Linked DNA regions of Homo sapiens: region 1 is linked to region 2. Evidence: read pairs that join two places in POLR2A ChIA-PET (ENCODE). Cell type or tissue: K562. All regions are shown on one strand. Links, peaks and the distances in the headings refer to the core of each region. The heading gives the core; the rest is flanking DNA. Region 1 holds the start of NIBAN3 (niban apoptosis regulator 3). Region 2 overlaps JAK3 (Janus kinase 3).

Region 1 (14,612 bases), core at 1,379-9,378, 300 kb before region 2:
AGTGTTGGGATTACAGGCATGAGCCACTGTGCCCAGCATTCTTTTCTTATAAGGACACCTGTCATTGGATTTAGGATCGCCTTGCACCCAGGGTGGTTTCATCTCAAGATACCAAATGAGTATTCCAAATAAGTTCCAAATAAATGCTTATTTGGAATAAGTATTCCGAATAAGGTCACATGCTGAGTTTCCTGGGTCAGGACGTAGACATGTCCTTTGGGGGACATAAGTCAACCCTCTGCTGAGCTCCAGCTGCACTGACAGGGCGAAGCACTGCATTCAGCCATGCTGCGGACCTGCTCAGAGCCTTGAAAGCACCAGAGAGTCTAGTCTCCATGTGCTGGGCTCCTGCACATTTTCCCAGAATGCATCTGCTCATGGCCCACCCTTCAGCTTTCTCTAGGCCCCAGGGACGACAGTGTGGGAGGCTGGTGGGTGCATGGGGGCTGCCCAGCCACGTGCAAGTTTCTGTGGGGGGATCCAGAGGAGGCACCCGGCTGAGCAGGAGATGGGAATTGAAACCTGCGCAGAGGCGGCTGTGCAGGGTGAGAGTGGAGCCGAAACCACAGAAAGTGAAGTTTGCTTCAACGTCTTGTCCCGGCAGGCCACTCAGATGTGAGAGTGAGGAAGTGGGATGGGGCCTGACCGGAAGGAGGTTGGTAAACAGCAAAGAGAGCTGAGCGGAAGCTCAGCTGTGGGGCTGGTTGAGGGCAGGAGGCCGTGGCCCCCAGAGCGGCAGGCACGGGGCTGCGAAGTGAAGGGAAATTGAGCTGCCAGCACAGGGACCCCACATGGATGGTTGTGCCTGGGGCTGTCACCATCTCCTACTCTTTGCGAGAGTGACAACTCTTCCTGCTCCTTTTGCCTTCGGAGTGAAATTCACCCTTCCCACAAGGCTCCACGTGGCCCCTTTCACCTCTCCCTCTCCCCAGCAACATCAGCCCCTCACTCAGTCTCCCTGCAGCGCACCCACTTCCTGCTGTTCCTGGAGCCCGCTGAGCACATTCCCACCCCAGGGCCTTTGCCTGTGCTGAGCCCGCTGCCCGGTATCTCCTTTCCTGCAGCTTTTTGCATGGCTTGGGCCCTCGCTTTCTTTTTTGGGGGGACACGGTCTTGCTCTGTCGTCCAGGCTGGAGTGCAGTGGTGTGATCTCAGCTCACTGCAACCTCTACCTCACGGGTTCACACAATTCTCCTGCCTCAGCCTCCCAAGTAGTTGGTTCTACAGGCACCCACCACCACTCCCAGCTAATTTTGGTATTTTTAGTAGAAACATTGAGTTTCACCACGCTGGCCAGGCTGGTCTCGAACTCCTGACCTCAAGCGATCCACTTGCCTCAACCTCCCAAAGTGCTGGGATTACAGGCATGAACCACTGCGCCCAACTCCTCGCTTCCTTTCATCTCCGTGACCCCTCCATGCCCATCCTCTATCCCCTCCTGCTGCATTTTTCTTCCTTGCCCGTCTCATCATCTGATGGTTTTCTTTTTTCTTTTTTTTGAGACAGAGTCTCGCCCTGTTGCTCAGGCTGGAGTGCAGTGGTCCGATTTCAGCTCACTGCAACCTCCGCCTCCTGGGTTCAAGTGATTCTCCTGACTCAGCCTCCTGAGTAGCTAGGATTACAGGCGCCCACCACAACGCCCGCTATTTTTTGTATTTTTAGTAGAGACAGGGTTTCACCATGTTGGCCAGGCTGGTCTCGAACTCCTGACCTCAGGTGACCCGCCTGCCTCGGCCTCCCAAAGTGCTGGGATTACAGGCTTGAGCCACAACAGCCAGCTGAAAAAACATAAATTTTTTTAAAAGAAGAAATGAATCCTGGGCTGTTAGTGAAGATTACATTCAGATATTACTAGAGGCTTAAGCAAAACAGAGGTTTAGCTCTTTCTCTGGAGAGACACCATTCAGGGCTGGTAGAGCAATGTCACACATTCTTCAGGAACCCCAGCTCCTTCTACATCATTGCTTTGCCCTGTCATCAGCTGGATTCTGCCTCATGGCCCAAGGTGGCTGCTTGTGCTCCAGCCATTGTGTCCACGTTCCAGCTCTAGCATGAAGAAGCTTCCCAGGATTCACCGAAGACACTTCTGCTCACTCCTTTATGGCCAGCCTGGGTTGCACAGCCCCACATAGCAGCAAGGAAGTCTGGAAGATGAGTCTCCATTGGACAGCCATGGGCTCCGTTATGATCAGGGATTCTACTACTGAGGCCAATAGGAGCAATGGACATTGAGGGACACGTGTTCTCTATTCATCGATGACCTGCCCGCCTGCCTCAGGGGCTCCCTGGGGATCTTGCCATCTGAGGGGCCACACTCTGGACTTTCCTTCCTCCAGCCTGGAGCCCCTGACTGCTGGGAAGTGTTCAGTGTCCTTGAGAGGTCTTCAGGGACCCACCCCACTCCCCAGCCAACGCTGGATCCAGAGCTCAGTGCTTGACACTCCCCTCATCAGAAAACCTGTGATGGCTCCATTTGATCACATTTCCGCTTGGAGTGTAGACTGCATGCCCTCCCTCCCTCCGTCCCTCCCTTCATTCATTCATTCATTCATTCATTCATTCATGCACACGTTTATTCATGCATTCATTCAGCAAACATCGAGGGCTGCTCTGTGCCAGGCACAAAACAGGTGAAGGGGTGGAGACGCCCAACTAACCAAACCAGGTCAAATGCTGGGACATAAAGGTCGCGCCCAACCAGTCCAGGGGCACAGGGACGGCTCTCCAAGGGGCTGGTATCTGGTCTTTTCACCTGAGGGGTGAAGCTTGGGCGACCACGTGCAGGAGGCGGGAGCAAGAGTTCTCTAGGCACTGGACAAGACCGCGGGGGTCAGAGGGACATGGGGGCTTCGGGAGCTGCAGGGGGCTGAGTGGAGCCAGAGGGCTCTTGGAGCGATGAGGCTGGGCCCTCAGTGGTGCTTTCCCAAAGGGCAATGGGAGAGCTTCGGGAGGTCAGCACGGAGAGTTTTGGGGTGCTAAAGATGGGGTTTGGGCCCAAGAAAAGGGACACCTTCGCTGGGTGACGTGGCTCACACCTGTAATCCCAGCACTTTGGGAGGCTGAGGCGAGAGGATCACCTGAGGTCAGGAGTTTGAGGCCAGCCTGGCCAACACAGGGAAACCCCATCTCTACTAAACAAAACAAAACAAAATTAGCCAGAAATCGCTTGAACCCAGGAGGCGAAGGTGGCAGTGAGCCAAGATCATGCCACTGCACTCCAGCCTGGGCAACAGAGTGAGACACCGTTTAAAAAAAAAAGAACACTTTAGGAGGTCAAGGAGGGTGGATCACGAGGTCAGGAGTTTGAGACAAGCCTGGCCAACATAATGAAACCCCGTCTCTACTGAAAATACAAAAAATTAGCCAGGTGTGGTGGCGGGCGCCTGTAATCCCAGCTACTCGGGAGGCTGAGGCTGGAGAATCACTTGAACCCGGGAGGTGGAGGTTGCAGTGAGCCAAGATAGTGCCATTGCACTCCAGTCTGGGCGACAGTGCGAGAGTCTGTCCCAAAGAAAAAAAAAAGGACACCTTTAAGAGACACTTAAAACGTGAAATATGCCAGGTGTGGTGGCTCATGCCTGTAATCCTAACATTTTGGGAGGCCGAGGTGGGCGGATCACTTGAGTCCAGAAGTTTGAGACCAGCCTGGGCAACATAGGAAGACCCCCCGTGTCTACAAAAAATACAAAAATTAGCCAGGCATGGTGGTGGCGTGTGCCTGTGGGCCCAGCTACTCTGGAGGCTGAAGTGAGAGGGTCACTTGAGCACAGGAGTTCCAGGCTGCAGTGAGCCATGATCGTGCCACTGCACTCCAGCCTGAGCAACAGAGCAAGACCCTGTCTCTAAAAAAAAAAAAAGGAAAAAGAAATGGAGTCCAGGTGATGGACTGGTGGGAGGGACAGTGTTGGGGGCCTGAAGAAGGAATCAAGGATGAAGCTTCAGTGCCCCCAAGTCTCTCTGCTCACCCCTGCCAGGCCACCCATCCTCTAAGACCTTGGCATCTGCCCCCCTGCCCCAGCACTGACCTCAGGGACAGTCTGGGAGTGCCTGTCCAGCTCTGTCTCCCCAGCCTGGGGACTCCTAGGAGCTGGGCCAGGGCTGTATCCTCTCTGGGGTCCAGCCTCACCGGGCACAGGGTAGGCACAGTGCTGGTGGGGGGGTGTGGCACCAGGAACTAGATGCCGCATCCCTGCCCATCCCCCTGTTCCAGCCCCCATACACAACGACTGCTGGCCGGTCCTGCCAGATGTCTGCCCTGCCACCCTCCTCCAAGACGAGCTATGATTTTCTTTCTCCCACACCCCACAACCTAACCCCGGGGCTGTCCCCGCAGCCTCTACAGAAACCACTGGCTCTGGGCAACACGGGCCCCAGGGGAGTGGGGAGGACGCAGGTGCAGCGTGGGGTGGGGCAGGGGCGGGGCCTCTGAACCCACTGTGACCAAGCCTCTCACCCGCCATCCAGGTGCCCCTGAGCCGAGGAACGCAGGCGGTGGTCGTGGGGAAGGGAAGAGGAGCCCCGGGAGACGACAGCAGCATGGGTGGGCGGCCTTCGAGCCCTCTGGACAAGCAGCAGCGGCAGCACCTAAGGGGTGAGCAGCCGGGGAGGGGACAGGGTGGGAGTCCAGGTGGGTGGGGGCTCCAGCCATTGGGTCCACATGCTCCATGCAGCAGATGGGGTTCGGTTCAGACCTAGGGCTGTCAAAACACACAGGATGCCTTCTTAATGTAAATTTCACGCAGTGAATCTTTTTTTATTGTTGAGACAGGATCTTGTCTGTTGCCCAAGCTGGAGTGCCGTGGTATGATCGTGGCTCACTGCAACCTTGGCCTCCTGGGCTCAAGCAATTCTCCCGCCTTAACCTCCCAAGTAGCTGGGACCACATGCATGTACCACCATGCCCAACTAATTATTTCATTGGTTGTTTTTTTTTTTAATAGAGACAGGGTGTCCCTATGTTGGCCAGTTTGCTTTTGAACTTGTGGGCTCAAGCGATCCTCCCGCCTCAGCCCGAATAGCTGGGACCACAGGCGTGCACCACCACACCTGGCTAATTTTTTATTTGTTTTCGTAGCGACAGGGTCTCACTATGTTGCCCAGGCTGGTCTTGAACTCCTGAGCTCAAGCGATCCTCCCACATCAACCTCCCAAAGTGCTGGGATTACAGGCGGGAGCCACTGTGTCCAGCCTGCATCTTATTTTTAGTATAAGTGTATCCCAGATTTTGCATAGTGCACACTTATGCTGAAAACCAATTACCCCTTTATGGTTTTTTTTTTGTTTGTTTTGTTTTGTTTTGTTTTTTGAGATGGAGTCTCCCTCTGTTGCCCAGGCTAGAGTGCAGTGGCGCAATCTTGGCTCACTGCAACCTCCGCCTCCAGGATTCAAGCTATTCTCCTGCTTCAGCCTCCCGAGTAGCTGGGATTACAAGCATGTGCCACCATGCCTGACTAATTTTTGTATTTTTAGTAGAGATGGGGTTTCACCATTTTGGCCAGGTTGGTCTCGAACTCCTGATCTCAGGTGATCTGCTCACCTCAGCCTCCCAAAGTGCTGGGATTACAGGTGTGAGCCACTGTGCCCAGAAGACTGTGTCTTCTATTTTTATTTGGTAAATCTAGTGACCTGATTTAGGGCAGGGGTTCAGGTGGGAGGCATAGGGCCAAGTGGAGGGTGTCCCAGACCCAGCCAGGCCCTGAGGGATGTCTTCCTGAGCGGGCAGGGACCAGCAGGCCCCTCGGTAGGACCCTGGGGATGGAGGCTCAGTTCCCAATTTGAGACTAAGAGGGGCCAGTGCCAGATTCAGTGCCATTCGGGTCCCTCTGTCCTCATATGTGGGGTGAGCAACTGTGCTGGGCGCTGGGGACATTGTGGGGTTGGTATTGGCCTTACCCTCACAGGCTCATGGTCTAAACACCTTCCCTCTGGTGGCTCTGCTATGTGGGGCTTCTGTGCCCAAGGTGACCTCATGGCACAGAACGGCTGCTGGAGCTCCAGCCATTGGGTCTACATTCCATGCAGCAGCATGGAAGAGTGTTTTTTTGGTTTTTGGGTCAAGTCATGACCCAAAATTGCATGGTGAGAATGATGGGAGAGAGCTCACATGTTCCTTGAGGGTAGGGAAGAGCAGAGGTGGATGACTGCCCACTGAGGAGACAATGATCAAGCCAGGGCTGGAGGGATGTGATGGTGTTGGAAGGAAGGAGATACCAGAAGAGCATTTTGGACAGGAGAAACAGCATGTGCTAAGGCCAGTGATGTATCTTGCAAACAAACAATTCACGTTCACACCCTGGTCATTCCCTCATTTGCTGTGTGCCCTTTGGTGAGTGACTTCACCTCCCTGGGCTTCATTCTCTTATATGTAAAATGGGGATAGCAACAACGCCTAGCTCATGGGGCTGGGGGGGCATTGTAAGGATTCAAAGAGTTACTCTATGTAGCACTGGGATTTTTTTCCCCCAGATAGTGGCTTAAACAAGATAAGGATTTTTTTTTTTTCTCCTCAAACTGAGAGGTGTGGAAGCAGGCAGGCTAGTAAAAGTTAGACACCTAAAGTCCTTTCATCTCATGGCTCTGCCATGTGTGGATTCCTGTGCCCAAGGTAGCCTCATGGCACAGAATGGCTGCTGGAGCTCCAGCCATTGGGTCCACATTCCGGGCAGCAGAATGGAACTATGTTTTATTTACAGTCAAGTGTACAAGCCTTAGGGCAACAGCTCAAAGAGCTAGTCACCCATCACCCATATGACTACTTCCCAGATAGATCAGGATACAGCACACCTCCATCACTCACAGAAAGTTCACTTGTGTGCTTTGGAGCTTTAAAAGCTTTTGAAAAGCTCCCCAGGTAAAGCATATGGGGACACTTTTGGGTGTGATGGATCCGCTCATCTTGATTGTGGTGAGGGTTTCACGGATGTGTGATTGTGTCAAAGCTCAGCAAACCATATGCTTACATGATACGTGAGCTATAAGTGAAGGTGTGGCTCAATCTGTATTCCCAGCGCTTTGAGAAACCAAGGTGGGAGGATTGCTTGAGGCCAGGAGTTTGAGACCAGCCTGGATAACATAGCAAGACCTTGTCTCTACAAAAATAAAAAAATTAGCTGGGCATGGTGGCACGTGCACATGATCCCAGCTACTGGAGTGGGGCTGAGGTGGGAGGATCACTTGAGCCCAGGAGGTCAAGGCTGCAGTGAGCTGAGATTGCACCACTGCACTCCAGCCTGGGGGACAGACACCCTGTCTCAAAAAAAAGAAAAAAAAGTGCAAGACAAGTGGATCACTGGAGCTCAGGAGTTCAAGACCAGCCTGAGCAACATGGCGAAACCTCGTCTCTACTAAAAATAGAAAAATTAGTCAGTCGTGGTGGCAGAAGCCTGTAGTCTCTGTAGTCCCAGCTACTTGGGAGGCTGAGATGGGAGAATCACCTGAGCCCAGGAAGTAGAGGTTGCAGTGAGCTGTGATCGTGCCAGCGCACTCCAGCCTGACAACAGAGTGAGACTCCATCAAAACAAAAAACAAAAAACAAAACAAAACAAAACAAAAAACCCGTCTCTACTAAAAAATACAAAAATTAGCCCAGCATGATGGCGTGCGCCTGTAGTCCCAGCTACTCGAGAGGCTGAGGCGGGAGAATTGCTTGAACCCAGGAGGCAGAGGTTGCAGTGAGCTGAGATCGTGCCACTGCACTTCAGCCTGGCAACGGAGCAAGACTCCATCTCAAAAAAAAAAAAAAAAAAAAAAAAAAGAAGCTCCCTCACCCAGCCACATGGATGGAAACAGGCATGGAGGGTGAAGGATGAATGAAATTTGGTGACAACTTGTCTGGAAGCTCAGGATGACTACAGGAGCCCCCAGGTGGCTTCCCTGTCTGTTTTGCCCTCCCCAAGCAGGTCTCCTGGGCAGATTCAATTTGCTGGGTTCACTGTCCCCTTGTCCCTGCAGGTCAGGTGGACACCCTGCTGAGGAACTTCCTGCCTTGCTACCGTGGGCAGCTGGCAGCGTCTGTCCTGCGGCAGATCTCTCGAGAGCTGGGCCCTCAGGAGCCGACCGGAAGCCAGTTGCTACGCAGCAAAGTGGGTGTTGTGGGGGCAGAGGACGTTTGAGTGTTAGGGGAGGGTCCTGGAGGAGCCCTCCCTAGGCCATGCTTCCAACCTCAGACCTTTGCCATTGCCATAGGATGACTTTAAATATGCATTGTTTAAATAAACATTCACTGAGCAGCCAAGCAAGGTGGCTCCCGTCTGTAATCCCAGCACTTTGGGAGGCCAAGGCAGGCGGATCACCAGAGGTCAAGAGTTCAAGACCAGCCTCGCCAACATGGTGAAACCCCGAAACCCCATCTCTACTAAAAATACAAAAAAAAATTTAGCCAGACCCTGTAGCGCGCACCTGTAGTCCCAGCTACTTGGGAGGCTGAGGCAGGAGAATCGTTTGAACCTGGGAGGTGGAGATTGCAGTGAGCCCAGATTGTGCCACTGCATTCCAGCCTAGGCAACAGAGCTAGACTCTGTCAAACACACACACACACACACACACACACACACACACACACACACACACAACCATTCACTGAGCATGTAATTCATGCCACATCATGGGCTGGGCATGAGGACACACAGCCCTTGTCCAGTGACAAGGACAGATCCTGCGGTAACCTCTGGGGTTCACAACCTGATGGGAGGTAGAAGACTCCAAACAAGTTAGCATATCATGATGTGGAATGGAGTAACATTTTCTTTTAGATGGAGTTTTGCTCTCTTGCCCAGGCTGTAGTTCAGTGGCGCAATCTTAGCTCACTGCCACCTCCACCTCCCAGGTTCAAGCGATTCTCGTGCCTCAGCCTCCCGAGTAGCTGGGACCACAGGCGCCCGCCACCATGCCTGGGTAATTTTTGTATTTTTGGTAGAGACGGGGTTTCACCATGTTGGCCAGGCTGATCTCGAACTCCTGACCTCAAGTGATCTCCCCACCTTGGCCTCCCAAAGTGCTGGGATTACAAGCGTGAGCGCCTGGCCTCCAGACATCTCTGGAGCCATGAGGTTGTGTGCCCCACACACCTCACTCAGTCTTCACCCCTTTGGTAGACAGGTCTTTGACTGATGAGGAAACTGAGGCACAGAGAGGCCAAATGGCCTTCTCGAGGTCACACTACAGAGGTGTGATTTCAACCTGGGATCCACGCTTATTACTAATGCTTGGTCCCACGCTCCAGTTGGGGCTGAGATTTTTTGCCTCTCCGGAATGCCCCACTTCCCAGCTGTGCCCACCCAGGGCGGGGGGCTCCAGGAGCTGTGGACACAGAGCCCCTTCCTGCCTAGGACTCTCTCTGTCCAGCCTGGGGCATCACGGGACCTTAGCGTCACCCCAGGATACAGCGGGTGTCTGGGTGGTCGGGCCACAGGGACATCAGCCCACAGCCCCCTGACACCCACTGCTCCCTCTTTCTGCAGAAGCTGCCCCGAGTCCGTGAGCACCGAGGACCCCTGACCCAGCTTCGGGGCCACCCACCCCGGTGGCAGCCGATCTTCTGTGTTCTGCGTGGGGACGGCCGCCTAGAGTGGTTCAGCCACAAGGAGGTGCGTGATTGGCACGTGGCCTTTCTACTTCTGGGTCCCTCCTTCCCACCCCCGTCAGCCTCAAGGTTTGTGGGATCCATATCTCAGCATAGCCCCACCTCTATCAATCACCCAGGATGAATCTTGTGCCCCTATGTGTTTGGCCTGTTGTAGGCAACCATCTCGTCCCATCCCCTGCTGTGCTGGGTGGGTAAACTGAGGCCCAGGCCAGGGATAGGGTCGTGGTCAGTATCAGAGCTGTGGTTTCAACCTCTTGGGGCCTTTGCAAGTCACACCTCTGGCCGCTCTGCTTTCTGGCTGGGGAGCTTGGAGCGATCACTACCTTTCTGAAACTCAGTTTCCACTTCTGTGAAATGGGATGTTTCACACCATGTAGGGCTTTGAGGGTTCAACAAGAGGGTCCTCAGACAGCACTTGGGACCGGACCGGCACGTGGGGAGCCCGTGGGTGCTGGGAGCTCAGGGACTGAGGGAGGAAGGGAGGGAAAGGGGAAAGGGAAGGAGGGAGAGAGAGGGCAAGAACAGGAGGGAGGAAGGGAGAAAGTTATGGGGGCAGAGGTAGGATGGATGGAGGGAGAGAGGAGGAAAAAAAAAGGGAGGGAGAGCCGGGCCTCGTGGCTCACGCCTATAATCCCAGCCCTTTGGGAGGCTGAGGCAAATAGATCCCTTCAGCCCAGGAGTTCAAGAACAGCCTGGCCAACATGGTGAAACTCCGTCTCTACTAAAAATACAAAACCTAGGGCCAGGCACGGTGGCTCAGGCCTGTAATGCCAACACTTTGGGAGACCAAGGCAAGTGGATCACCTGAGGTCAGGAGTTCAAGACCAGCCTGGGCAACATGGCGAAACCCCGTCTCAATTAAAAATACAAAAATTAGCCTGCTGTGGTGGCGGGTGCCTGTAATCCCAGCTACTCGGGAGGCTGAGGTGGAAGAATCACTTGAACTTGGGAGGTGGAGGTTGCGGTGAGCTGAGATCGCGCCATCGCACTCCAGCCTGGGTGACAGAGTGAGACTCTGTCTCAAAAACAAAAAAAAAAAAAAAGAGAGAGGGAGGAATGGAGGAAAGGAGAGGGAGGGAGGGGTGGGAGGGGCAGAGGATTTTTCAGCTCATCTGAAATCTTCCCTTGATGGTATAGTTGGGACACAGAAGCCACAGTTCAGACCTGTCCCAGGTTGGTTCTCTGGGTACCTTTTGTAGGAATATGAAAACGGGGGCCACTGCCTTGGCTCAACAGCCCTGACAGGATACACGCTCCTGACTTCCCAGCGAGAATATCTCCGCCTTTTGGATGCTCTCTGCCCTGAATCCTTGGGTAAGGGTCCCGGGGTTCCCAGGAACAGGTTTCTCCACCCCAGCATCATTAACATGTGGGGCCAGATCATTCTCTGCGGTGGGGGCGTCCCGTGTACAGCAGGGCAGTAAGCAGCATCCCTGGCTTCCACCCACTCCCTGCCTGCAGCAGCCCCCACCCTGGGTGCGACAACCACCAATGTCTCCAGCATTGCCAAGTGTCTCCCGGGGGCAGCGTTGCTACGGGTGAGCATCCCTACTCTGGAAAACAAACAAACAAACAAACAAACAAACACCCACTCTTGCAAGGGTGAGGGGGAGAGTTAGGTCATGGGACCAGAATCAGAATAGCAAAGGATAAAAACAGTAAAATCTGGGATGGGTGCACTGTCTCATGCCTGTAGTCCCAGCTACTCGGGAGGCTGAGGCGGGAGGATCGCTTAAGCCTGGGAGGTGGTGGCAGTGAGCCGAGATTGCCCCACTGCACTCCAGCCTGGGCAATAGACTGAAACCCCATCTCCAAAAACAACAACAAAAACAATTAAAAACAATAGGCTGGGCACGGTGGCTCATGCCTATAATCCCACCACTTTGGGAGGCCGAGGTGGGCGGATCACTTGAGGTCAGGAGTTCGAGACTAGCCTGGCCAACGTGGTGAAACCTCGTCTCTACTAAAAATACAAAAATTAGCCGGTGTAATGACATGCGCCTGTAATCCGAGCACTTTGGGGGACCAAGGCAGGTGGATCACCTGAGGTCAGGAGGAGACCTCATGAGGCCAGCCTGACCAATATGGTGAAACCCTGTCTCTACTAAAAATACAAAAGGTAGGCCGGGCGTGGTGGCTCACGCCTGTAATCCCAGCACTTTGGGAGGCTGAGGCGGGCAGATCATGAAGTCAGGAGATCAAGACCATCCTGGCTAACATGGTGAAACCCCATCTCTACTAAAAATACAAAAAATTAGCCAGTTGTGGTGGCGGGCACCTGTAGTCCCAACTACTCAGGAGGCTGAGGCAGGAGAATGGCGTGAACCCGGGAGGCAGAGCTTGCAGTGAGCCGAGATCGCGCCACTGCACTCCAGCCAGGGTGACAGAGCAAGACTCCATCTCAAAAAAAAAAAAAAAAAGAAAAGAAAAGAAATTAGAGAAGGAACAATTCCAATTCCAGGCATGTGCCTGGCAAATAACTCAGCATTGGGCTTGCACTATCTCATAAAGTCTGCCCAGCAGGCAGGCCCATCACTAACTACCCCATTTCACAGATAAGGACATTGAGGCTGAGGATTGTCACACAGTCAAGGGCAGAGCTAGAATTGCACCCTCTGCTTCACCTAAAAGCTATCTTGCTGTCAAAGGACACAAAAATGTAGTCTGCTGAGATGTTGATGCTGCTCAAAACATCAGAATCTGCCCAAATACCCATCTCTTGAGGGTTGATTAAATATATTATGGCCTGGCCCTTGGTAATGAACAGTGAGCTGGCTGTGGCGGCATATGCCTGTAGTCCCAGGTACTTGGGAGGCAGAGACAGGAGGATCCCCTGAGGCCAGGAGTTCCAGACCAGCCTGGGTAACATAGTGAGACCCCCATCTCCACAAACATTTTAAAAAATAAAATTACCTAGGTGTGGTGGCATGTGCCGGTAGTCCCAGCTACTCAGAAGGCAGAGGCGGGAGGATCACTTGAGCCCAGGAGTTAGGGGCTGCTGTGAACTATGATCACACCATTGAACTCCAGCAGCCTGGGCAACAGAGCCAGGAGCTGTCTCTATTTAAATAAATAAATAAATAAATAAAAACCTGGGTGCGGTGGCTCATGCCTGTAATCCCAGCACTTTGGGAGGCCAAGGCGGGCAGATCACCTGAGGTCCCAGCCTGGCCAACATGGCGAAACCCCACCTCTACTAAAAATACAAAAATTAGCCGAGCGTGGTGGCACACGCCTATAATCCCAGCTACTCAGGAGACCGAGGCAGGAGAATTGCTTGAACCTGGGAGGCAGAGGTTATAGTGAGCCAAGACAGCGCCACTTTACTCCAGCATGGGAGACAGAGCAAGACTCTGTCAAAAAAAAAAAAAAAAAGCCAGGTGGCTCACGCCTGCAGTCTCAGCACTTTGAGAGGCCAAAGTGGGAGGATCACTCGAGCCTAGGAGTTTGAGGCCACCGTGAGCTATGATCACACCACTGTATTCCAGCCTGGGCAGCAGAGGAAGACTCCATCTCTGAAATAAAAATAAATTAAAATTTAAAAACAATAAATAAAAGAAAGCAAAACTTAGCCACTGAAAGTGTCCCAGACGTATCAAGGAGCAAAATGACCAGTTCCAAGGCAGAAAATCCCATCTTGTCACAGATATGCACCTCACACAGTTTCACGCAGATTTTAGAATCTGGAGAAATGTCCCCTAAACTATTAACAGTCATTATCGTCTCTGGGGGCTGAGGCTGGAAGACTGAGATGATCAGGAGCTTCCACCTTCTGGACTATTGATTTCCTTTTCTTTTCTTCTTCTTTTTGTTTTTGGACAGAGTCTTGCTCTTGCTCTGTCTCCCAGGCTCAAGTGCAGTGGCATGATCTCTGCTCACTGCAACCTCCGCCTCCCAGGCTCAAGTGATCCTCCTGCCTCAACCTCCTGAGTAGCTGAGACCATAGGCACCTGCCACCACACCCTGTAAATTTTGTGTTTTAGTAGAGACGGGGTTTCACCACGTTGGCCAGGCTGGTCTCGAACTCCTGACCTCACGTGATCCGCCTGCCTCAGGCTCCCAAAGTGCTGGGATTACAGGCATGACCCACCTCGCCTGGCCTGGATTGTTGGGTTTTATCGCAGTCTGTGTTTATCATCCTGGAAAGTGGAACAAAACACTGGAGACAGGATACCCTAAATATTTCTTTTCATATACTTATGTTTTTAATAAAAAATATCTTGTGCAGGCTGGTCTGGAACTCCTGGGCCCAAGGGATCCTCCCACTTCAGCCTCCAAAGGTGCTGGGATTACAGGCATGAGCCACCGCGGCTGGTCCCCAAATAAATTAACCAAAGCTGAATTCACTTATTTTGTCTTGTCAATAATTCTAGGTCATCGGTATCACTGTTAACCCCATTTGGGCAGGAAAATCACAGCTCATAGAGCTGTGTGCCCTAGTCATAGAGCTAGAAAGTAGCTTGGCCAGGCTGGGCACAATGGCTCACACCTGTAATCCTAGTACTTTGGGAGGCTGAGGCAGGCAGATCGCTTGAGCTCAGGAGTTCAAGACCAGCCTGGGTAACATAGTGAGACCCTGTCCCTTTTGTTAAAAAAAGAAAGAAAATGAAAGTGGTTTGGTCAGGTTGGAACCCGGGTCTGACTGACTCCAAAACCCCACATAAAGCCGGACGACTCAGATAACATCCCAGCTTGAATGGATTGGTGGTGGCTGCCAGGAGGACTGTATTAAGGATGCTAAGGCTGGAAAACAGTTCTGGGATGGATTGGTGATGTCTGCCTTGGGCATGCAGTGGAAGAAGGTGACCCTGCCTCCCCCAAAACTGTGCCCCACCCAGTGCTGTTGGAATAAGGATGGTGGCAAGTATCGTGGTATGACTCATATTTATCGAGCAACTGCCCATGCCAGGGACTGCTGTATGCATTTCAGGGGTATTTTCTCCTAGTGAATGAACGTCTAGAAGATGCGACCTCCTGTTTGTTTTCAGGAGACCATACTCAGGAAGAGCCTGACTCCCTCTTGGAAGTG
Region 2 (8,635 bases), core at 636-8,635:
CCCTAAAAGGCAGAGTCCCAGCCACAGCAACTGCTCTTGTCCTTGGCTTCCTCCAGAGAAACAGAGATCGGGGAGCAGAAGTCAGATCATACATTTAAAGCTACATGAGGGCCGGGCGCAGTGGCTCATGCCTGTAATCCCAGCACTTTGGGAGGCCGAGACGGGCAGATCACGAGGTCAGGAGATGGAAACCATCCTGGCTAACAAGGTGAAACCCCGTCTCTACTAAAAATACAAAAAATTAGCCGGGTGTGGTGGCGGGCGCCTGTAGTCCCAGCTACTTGGGAGGCTGAGGCGAGAGAATGGTGTGAACCCAGGAGGCGGAGCTTGCAGTGAGCCTAGATTGCGCCACTGTACTCCAGCCTGGGCGACAGAGCGAGACTCCGTCTCAAAAAAAAAAAAAAAAAAAAAGCTACATGAATGTCCCCATTGGAAATAAGACAGGAAACTCAAAACTAGGTGCTGTAGTCCCAGCTATTTAGGAGGATAAGGCAGGAGGATCACTGTAGCCCAGGAGTTCAAGACCAGCCTGGGCAACGTAGCAAGATCCTGTCTCTTAAAAATAATAATAATAAATTTAAAAAAAAAAAAGCCTGGGTGCAGTGGCTCATGCCTATTATTCCAACACTTTGGGAGGCTGAGGTGGGAGGATCACTTGAGGTTAGGAGTTCGAGATCAGCCTGGCCATCATGGTGAAACCTCATCTCTATTAAAAATAAAAAAAATTAGCCGGGTGTGGTGGTGCACACCTGTAATCCCAGCTACTCGGGAGGCTGAGGCAGGAGAATCGCTTGAACCTGGGAAGCAGAGGTTGCACTGAGCCGAGATCGCACCACTGCACTCCACCCTGGGTAACAGAGCGAGGCTCTGTCTCAAAAATAAAAATAAAAATAAAAAAAATAAAAAGAGAGAGACAGAAAAGGAAACTCAGGGGGCCAGGGCTTAAGGGGTTGGGAAGATGCGAGAGTCTTAAATTTGGTTCCTTGCTTCTTTGGGCCAGGACTCAGAGAGCCCCACTGACACATATGCCCATCTGTCTTGAACCTTAACAAATTGCAAAGGCCACAGGCTATTCTACAGGCCACGGGAGCCCCCCCAAATGCAATGTCATGGGGGTGTTCCTGAAGTAGAGGACCCTCATAAGGCCTCTGAGGCCCAGAGAGGGGCAGCTCCGGGCCTAAGGTCACACAGCCAGTCAACAGAGACCTAATCCAGAGGTCTGCGGGCAGGAGCTATGAAAAGGACAGGGAGTGGTGTTTGCCCTCTGGGTGAGCAGTGAAGGCATGAGTCTCACACCCCCGGCTTCCGCTCCACAGCATGTCCAGCTGGGGGCCCAGGGCGCTGAATGATGGCCGGTCCTGTGGGCTAGGGGCCCAGCACAGCTTCATGAGCTCGTGAACCTGAGGGGCGGGGGACAGATAATGGGGTCGTGCCTGAGCAGTCCAAAGGACACAACTCCCATTCAGCGTATTTGTTTTTGTTTTTTTGAGACGGAGTCTAGCTCTGTTGTCCAGGCTGGAGTGCAATGGCATGATCTCGGCTCACTGCAACCTCCGCCTCCCGGGTTCAAGCAATTATCCTGCCTCAGCCTCCTGAGTAGCTGGGATTATAGGCACGTGCCACCACGCCTGGCTAATTTTGTATTTTGAGTAGAGACAGGGTTTCACCATGTTGGCCAGGTTGGTCTCAAATTCCTGATCTCAGGTGATCCACCTGTCTTGGCCTCCCAAAGTGCTGGGATTATAGGCATGAGCCACCGCACTCATTCAGTTTTAAAACACAAATTAAATTCCATCCCATCTCTGCTCCAAAAACTCCCATGGCTCCCTATGGATCTTACTTATTTATTTATTTGAGATAAAGTTTCGCTCTTGTTGCCCAGGCTGGAATGCAGTGGTGCGATCTCGGCTCACTGCAAACCCTGCCTCCTGGGTTCAAGCGATTCTCCTGCCTCAGCCTCCCAAGTAGCTGGGATTACATGCACACACCGCCACACCTGGCTAAGTCTGTATTTTTAGTAGAGACGGGGTTTCACCATGTTGGTCAGGCTGGTCTTGAACTCCTGACCTCATGTAATCCACCCACCTCGGCCTCCTAAAGGGCTGGGATTACAGGTGTGAGCCACCGCGCCCAGCCCTTATGGATTTTACAACACACTTCTCCTTTCGAGACTACCCTGACCAACATGGAGAAACCCCATCTTAACTAAAAAAAAAAAAAAAAAAAAAAAAAAAAAAAAAAAAAAAAAATTACAGGTGGCGTGTGCCTGTAATCCCAGCTACTCGGGAGTCTAAGGCAGGAGAATTGCTTGAACCTGGGAGGCGGAAGTTGTGGTGAGCCGAGATTGCGCCATTGCACTCCAGCCTGGCCAACAAGAGCAAAACCACGTCTCAAAAAAAAAAAAACAACAAAAAAACACCACCTCTCCCTGATGCCCTCCTTCGCTCATCTCCATCCCTCCTTCCCTCATTTGTTCCGGGCAGTCACATCTGCCTCCATCGCACTGGTGCTTAAAGGCACCCAGCTCATTACCTCCCCAAGGCCTTTTTCCCTTCCGTGTCCTCCACTGGAAATTTCTTCTCCTAGCTTTACTCATGGGTAGGCTCCTCCTCCTTCCAGCGTCGGCCCCGTAAGAGGCCCTCTTTGACCACCCCCACCCCACCATTTCCCTCTGTTCATCTCTTTCAAGGCACTTATCACTACCATAATTTTGTCTTTGTTTTGTTTTGTTTTGTTTTGTTTTGTTTTGTTTTGTTTTGTTTTGAGACAGGGTGTCACTCTGTTGTCCAGGCTGGAGTGCAGTGGTACAATAATGGCTCACTGCAGCCTTAACCTCCTGGGCTCAAGCAATCCTCCTGCCTCAGCCTCCCTGGTAGCTGAAACCACAGGTGCATGTCACCACACCGGCTATTGCTTGTATTGTTTGTAGAGACAAGGTCTCACTATGTTGCCCAGGCTGGTCTTGAACTCCTGGGTTCCAGTGATCCTCCTGCCTCAGCCTCCCTAGTAGCTGAAACCACAGGTGCATGTCACCACACCGGCTATTGCTTGTATTGTTTGTAGAGACAAGGTCTCACTACGTTGCCCAGGCTGGTCTTGAACTCCTGGGCTCCAGTGATCCTTCTGCCTCAGCCTCCCAAAGTGTTGGGATTATAGGCATGAGCCATCGTGCCCAGCCTAGAATGTTCTTATCAGATTTTGCTAGTTACTGGGAGGACAGGGTCTTCAGCACCCAACAAGTCCTGGCACACAGTTGGCACTCAATAAATGTTTTTGGCCTGAGCAAATTAATTTATCAATGACCAACTGCATGTCAGACACTTCCACAAAGGTTATGATTATATGATTATAAACCATGAGAGGGTGGGATGTGGTGGCTCACGTCTGTAATCCCAGCACTTTGGGAGGCCGAGGCAGGAGGATCACTTGACCCCACGAGCTCAAGACCAGCCTAGGCAACACAGAGAGACCCCATCTCTTTAAAAAAATTTTTTAAAATTAGCCAGGCACAGTGGCTTATGCCTGTAAATCTCAGCACTTTGGGAGGCCAAGGCAGGAGGATCGCTTGAGCCCAGGAGTTCAAGACCAGCCTGGGCAACATAGCGAGACCTTGTCTCTTAAAAAAATTATTTTTATCTTATTTGTTTGTTTATTTATTTATTTATTTATTTTGAGATGGAATCTTGCTCTGTCGCCCAGGCTGGAGTGCAGTGGCATGATCTTGGCTCACTGAAACCTTCCCCTCCCAGGTTCAAGCAATTCTCCTGCCTCAGCCTCGCAAGTAGCTGAGATCACAGGCACCCACACATGGGTAATTTTTGTATTTTTAGTAGAGACAGGGTGTCACCATGTTGGCCAGGCTAGTCTCGAACTCCTGACCTCCGGTGATCTGACCGCCTCAGCCTTCAAAAGTGCTGGGTTTACAGGTGTGAGCCACCACACCTGGCCAAAATTATTTTTAAATTAGCCAGGCATGGTGATGTACACCTATAGTCCCAGCACTTTGGGAGGCTGAGGCAGGAGAATCGCTTGAGCCCACGAGTTCAAGACCAGCCTGGGCAATATAGTGAGGCTCCCATCTCTAAAAAATTATTTTTAAATTAGCCAAGTGTGGTGGTGTACACCTGTAGCTCCTGCTACTAGAGACACTGAACTAGGGGAATCACTTGAGCTCAGGAGTTGGAGGCTGCAGTGAGCTATAATTGCACCCCAGCCTGGGCAACAGAGTGAGCCCCCATCTATAAAAAAGAAAGAAAGAAAGAAAAAAAAAAACCATGAACGTCACCACCATTTATGGAGCATCGACTGTGTGCTCGGCTTTGAGCTGAGCCCTCATAGGCACAGGTGTTCAGGAGTCTAATCTTCCCTCACCCTATAAGGCATTACTATTCTCATTTTGGAAAAGGGTAAACTGAGGCTCTGAAAGTGCTCTGACTTGCCACACAGTGAGAGAGTAGCCAAGTGGGGGCCAGGATCCTCATCGGCCTCACACTCTAGCCTTTCTTCTCAGTACAGAGACTCAGGCGCCAGCTGGCTTGCCCGAGACCCCGGCCCAATCTACAGACTGGGAAACTGAGGCTAGCCCTGCGGCGCTCACCTCAGCAGGGCAGGCAGGAGGCGCCGGCAGCCTCTGGCCCTCCTCCAGCAGTTCCAAGAGGCGGCAGAGGGCGGGGACATCCCGCTCACATCCCATCATCCGCAGGAACTCCTGGAGCCAAGGAGGAGCGCATGTGGTGGGGGAGGAGCCTCCGTGGGTGGAGGGGGAGGGGCCACCCGTGGTGGGGGTAGGGGCCATCTGTGATGGAGCGGGGAGGGGCTGCCTGAACCGTGAAGGGGTCAGAAAGGTGAGGAAGCGTCCTCCCCACTGGGGCCTATGATGCTGGGACCAGGTGACCCCATGCTAAAGAGGGACGCAGGCGCAGACAGGTTGGAGATTGGCCACGAGGGGCGTGGAGGGAGAAGAAGGCTGGGGGCTCTGGGAAGCCGACTCACGGCCGAGGGGCTGCAGCTTTTGTCGCAGTAGGTGAAGAGCTCGTACAGGACGACCCCGAAGCTCCAGACGTCTGACTGGCGAGAGAAGATGTTGTCCGAGAGGGATTCGGGGGCATACCTGGAGAGGGGACAAGGTCTTGAGATGCGAGGGTGTAGAAAGGACAGGAAGAGGGGGGCAGCCTTGGAATGGGGAACTGGTCAGGGTAGGTGGGGACTGTGAGCAGGTCAGTCCCGTCTCCAGGGTCTCGGTTTCCCTGGCTGTGGGATAGGTGGATTCTCCAGCCCTGGGAGGTGCCTGGGAAGAGCTAAGGCTGTGGGGAGGAGGCGGGGGCAGCACGGAGGGGCGGAGATGGGGGCGGGGCCAGAGCCGTGGGAGGGGGAGGGGCCAGAACTGGGCGGGGGGAAGGGCGGAACTAAGAGGGGGCCAGCCCTGAGGGGCGGAGCCAGCGTGTTGGAGGGGTGGGGTTCTGAAGCTTGGGCGGGGCGAGAGCTGAGAGAAGGGCGGGGCTAAGGCTGGGGGCCGCTGACAGCAGGGCAGCGGGAGACAGAGGAGCCAGTGCTGTTGAGGGGGCGGGGCTCTGGGGAGTGGGAGGGGCCAAAGCTGCAGCGGAGGAAGGGCGGGGCTAAGGCTGGGGAGCAAAGCAGCGGGAGGGGGCGGGGGCATGGCTGGGGGCGGAGCCAGAGCCGTGGGGAATAGGGGCGGAGCCTAGGCGCGGGTTCCCCACCAGAAAATGGGGCTCTGGCCTGGCTCGCGGACCACGTAGTAGTCTTTGTCAAGCGGCAGCAGCTTAGCTAGGCCGAAGTCAGCGATCTTGACGTGTGCCTCGCTCTCCACGAGGATGTTTCGGGCGGCCAGGTCGCGGTGCACGCAGCGGCGGGAGCCCAGGTACTCCATGCCCTGCGGGCGGGCGGTGTGAGCGTGCAGAGAGGATCCCAGGATAATCCGGCAGGTACCCCAAGCGTGACCTGGCACCCCAACCCAGACCCCAACTATAACCCTACCCCCGAGCCATCCTCCACTGAAGTTCTGATCCTGAGCCCTAAGCCAACCCCACCACTCCCGAGACCTGGACCCCAAACCACTCCTCAGCCTTCACCGCGACCTCCAAGCAGACCCCTGCCCAGGCCGTGCCAGCTGAATCCCCACAAGTCCCGGGGCGCCCCCTCGCACCTTGCAGATCTGCGAGGAATAGAGAAGGAGGCGGCTGGCATCGAGGCGCGCGCGGTGCCGCTGCAGGAAGTCGCGCAAGCAGCCGCTGGGCAGGTACTCCATGACCAGCCGCAGGCTCTGGCGGCCTGGAGAAGGCAGGATCTGTCACAGCAGGGCCCAGCCCTGCTCGTCCCCCCATTCTTCCCCCCTTTCACAGTGGGACCTTGTGTCCCTCTCGACCTCAGTTTTGCTGACTGTAATATGGGAACCGCAACAATGACACATTGCTAATATCTCTTGAGTACTTTCTACAACATACATTGATGTGTTTATATATCACGGCCAGGTGCAGTGGCTCACGCCTGTAATCCCAGCACTTTGGAAGCCTCACTTGAGGTCAGGAGTTCAAGACCAGCCTGGCCAACATGGTGAAAACCCATCTCCACTAAAAACACAAAAATTAGCCGGGTGTGGTGGCACGCTCCTGTAATCCCAGCTACTCTGGAGGCTGAGGCAGGAGAATCACTTGAACTTGGAAGGCAGAGGTTGCAGTGAGCCGAGATTGAGCCACTGCCTCCAGCCTGGGTGACAGAGCGAGACTCTGTCTCAAAAAAACAAACAAACAACAACAACAACAAAGTAAATATCACAATGGCCCATTTTTCAGCTGGAGAAACTGAGGCTCAGAAAAGTTAAGGTTTCACAACTGGTAAGGGGTAGAGTCAGGATTCAAACCTGTAACCCATGTGAATCTGGATCAATAATCACGTTCCCAGCCTACCTAAAGTGGCCTGGCAGGAGGGTAAGAATGTGCACTTTGAAAAGCACCCATACGTCTTGGTTCACTCATCCGGGAGCTGGCTCACCCGGGCCATAGCTGACACCACGATACTTGACAATGAAATCACTGTGCAGTGCTTTGAGGATCTGAATCTCCCGCTGAAAGTCCCTCTGCTGGTCTGGCCCGCTGTGCTGCAGCTGTTTCACGGCCACCAGGGCACCTGTATTGTCGCCTAGCGGGTCATAGCGGCACAGCTCCACGCTGCCAAAGTTGCCCTGGGGGATAGCGGGACTGATGTCCAGGCACCTGGATGCTGCCCTGCCCTCTCCAACCCACCCTGGCCCTGCCCACCTTACCTTGCCCAGCTGTGAGATGTACTTGAGGTGTCTCTCCTCGAAGATCGTGGGGTCTTGGCAGGCATAGAGCTGGGCACCATTCCACAGCCCATCACGAGGTGCCAGGGCACCAGGTGTGGGGTCTGAGAGGAGCTCATAGTCTGGGGTGGGGGCATGGGCAGTGGTAAGCAGCGCCTCTCATCCTGGGCCCCACTCCTGAGTTGACTTGCTGTGCAACCTCCATCTGCATATTGACCCTCTCTGTGCATTATGGCAGGGCCATTGCAAGCCAAAGGGTACCTTGTGGAGACTGGAAAAAGGTGTCTCCCACTCTGTCCCAGGCAAAGGAAGCCTCCTCGTGCAGTGCACACCCTGTGCAACTCCACATGGCTACAAAGATGGAGGACATAATGAGAACTCATTTCCCCAGTTCCACTGCTATGAAATGTGGCCACATGACTGAGCTCAGGCTGATGGACAAGATATGCTGGGTGCCCCTCCAGTCCTGACCCATGGAAACCTAATACGGGGCCCTCCACACTCTCTCTTTTATCTGCAGAGGATCCAACGGGGACCCAACGCCTGAGGTGAGTGCAGCCACTAAGTGAGAGGTTCCTGTGGGCCTGGACACCCTCATTGAATGAAGACTAAATATCACACTGGGCATGGTTGTGTGTGCCTGTAATCCCAGCTATTTGGGAGACTAAGGCAGGAGGATTGCTTGAGCCAGTAATTCAAGACCAGCCTGGGGAACATAGCAAAACCCCATCACAGAAAAAAAAAAAAAAAAAAAAAAAATCCAGCCTGGTGTGGTGGCTCATGCCTGTAATCCCAGCACTGGGTGGCTGAGGTGGACGGATCTCTTTGAGACCAGGAGTTCAAGACTAGCCCGGCCAACATGGCAAAACCCTGTCTTTACTAAAAAATACAAAAATTTAGCCGTGTTTGGTGGCACGCCCTTGTAATCCTAGCTACTTGGGAGTCTGAGGCGGGAGAATTGCTTGAACCAGGGAGGCAGAGGTTGCAGTGAGCCAGGATCACGCCACTGCACTCCAGCCTAGGTGACAGAGGGAGATAGTGTCTCAAAAATATAAAATAAAATAAAATAAAAATGCATACAGGCATGCATCACCATGCCTGGCTAATTTTCTGTTTGTTTGTTTGTAGAGATGGAGTTTTGCCATGTTGCCCAGGCTGGTCTTGAACTCCTGGGCTCAAGCGATCCACCTACCTATAGCTGGAACTATAGGCATGAGCCACTGCGCCCAGCCAAACATTTTTTTAAAAGAATGAAATAGACCAGACATGGTGGCTCACACCTGAAATCCCAGCACTTTAGGAGGTAGAGGTGGGCGGATCACCTGAGGTCAAGAGTTC

Evidence for each region. ChIA-PET counts read pairs that join two places held together with the same protein. Peaks named below come from ENCODE experiments on the same cell type or tissue, not always from the same donor. Only the 100,000 strongest peaks of a DNase experiment are listed, where the experiment ranks them.
Region 1: POLR2A ChIA-PET joins it to region 2 with 6 read pairs; 6 of 35 experiments call an interaction of 5 or more read pairs at or near these places.

Annotation. Positions count from the first base shown.
Region 1 is chr19:17,522,805-17,537,416 of GRCh38, forward strand. It overlaps NIBAN3 (niban apoptosis regulator 3), which reads left to right and starts at 4,463. Exons shown (of 15, transcript NM_001321827.2): 1 at 4,463-4,591; 2 at 7,951-8,081; 3 at 9,459-9,584; 4 at 10,783-10,897; 5 at 14,572-14,612. The coding sequence starts at 4,537. RefSeq lists enhancers at 189-248, 7,970-8,588 and a silencer at 4,315-4,424. In K562, for the core only: no CTCF peak of the experiment used is centred there; no DNase peak of the experiment used is centred there; H3K27me3 peaks cover 598 bases.
Region 2 is chr19:17,825,511-17,834,145 of GRCh38, forward strand. JAK3 (Janus kinase 3) reads right to left here. Exons shown (of 24, transcript NM_000215.4): 18 at 7,280-7,419; 19 at 7,009-7,198; 20 at 6,164-6,288; 21 at 5,718-5,890; 22 at 4,993-5,110; 23 at 4,598-4,708; 24 at 1-1,400. The coding sequence ends at 1,233. Among named protein-coding and RNA genes, the nearest start is that of INSL3, 8.3 kb to the left of the region's middle. RefSeq lists a silencer at 5,523-5,572 and enhancers at 5,544-6,128, 6,129-6,712. In K562, for the core only: no CTCF peak of the experiment used is centred there; DNase peaks (open chromatin) are centred at 4,821 and 5,501; H3K4me3 peaks cover 1,284 bases; H3K27me3 peaks cover 658 bases.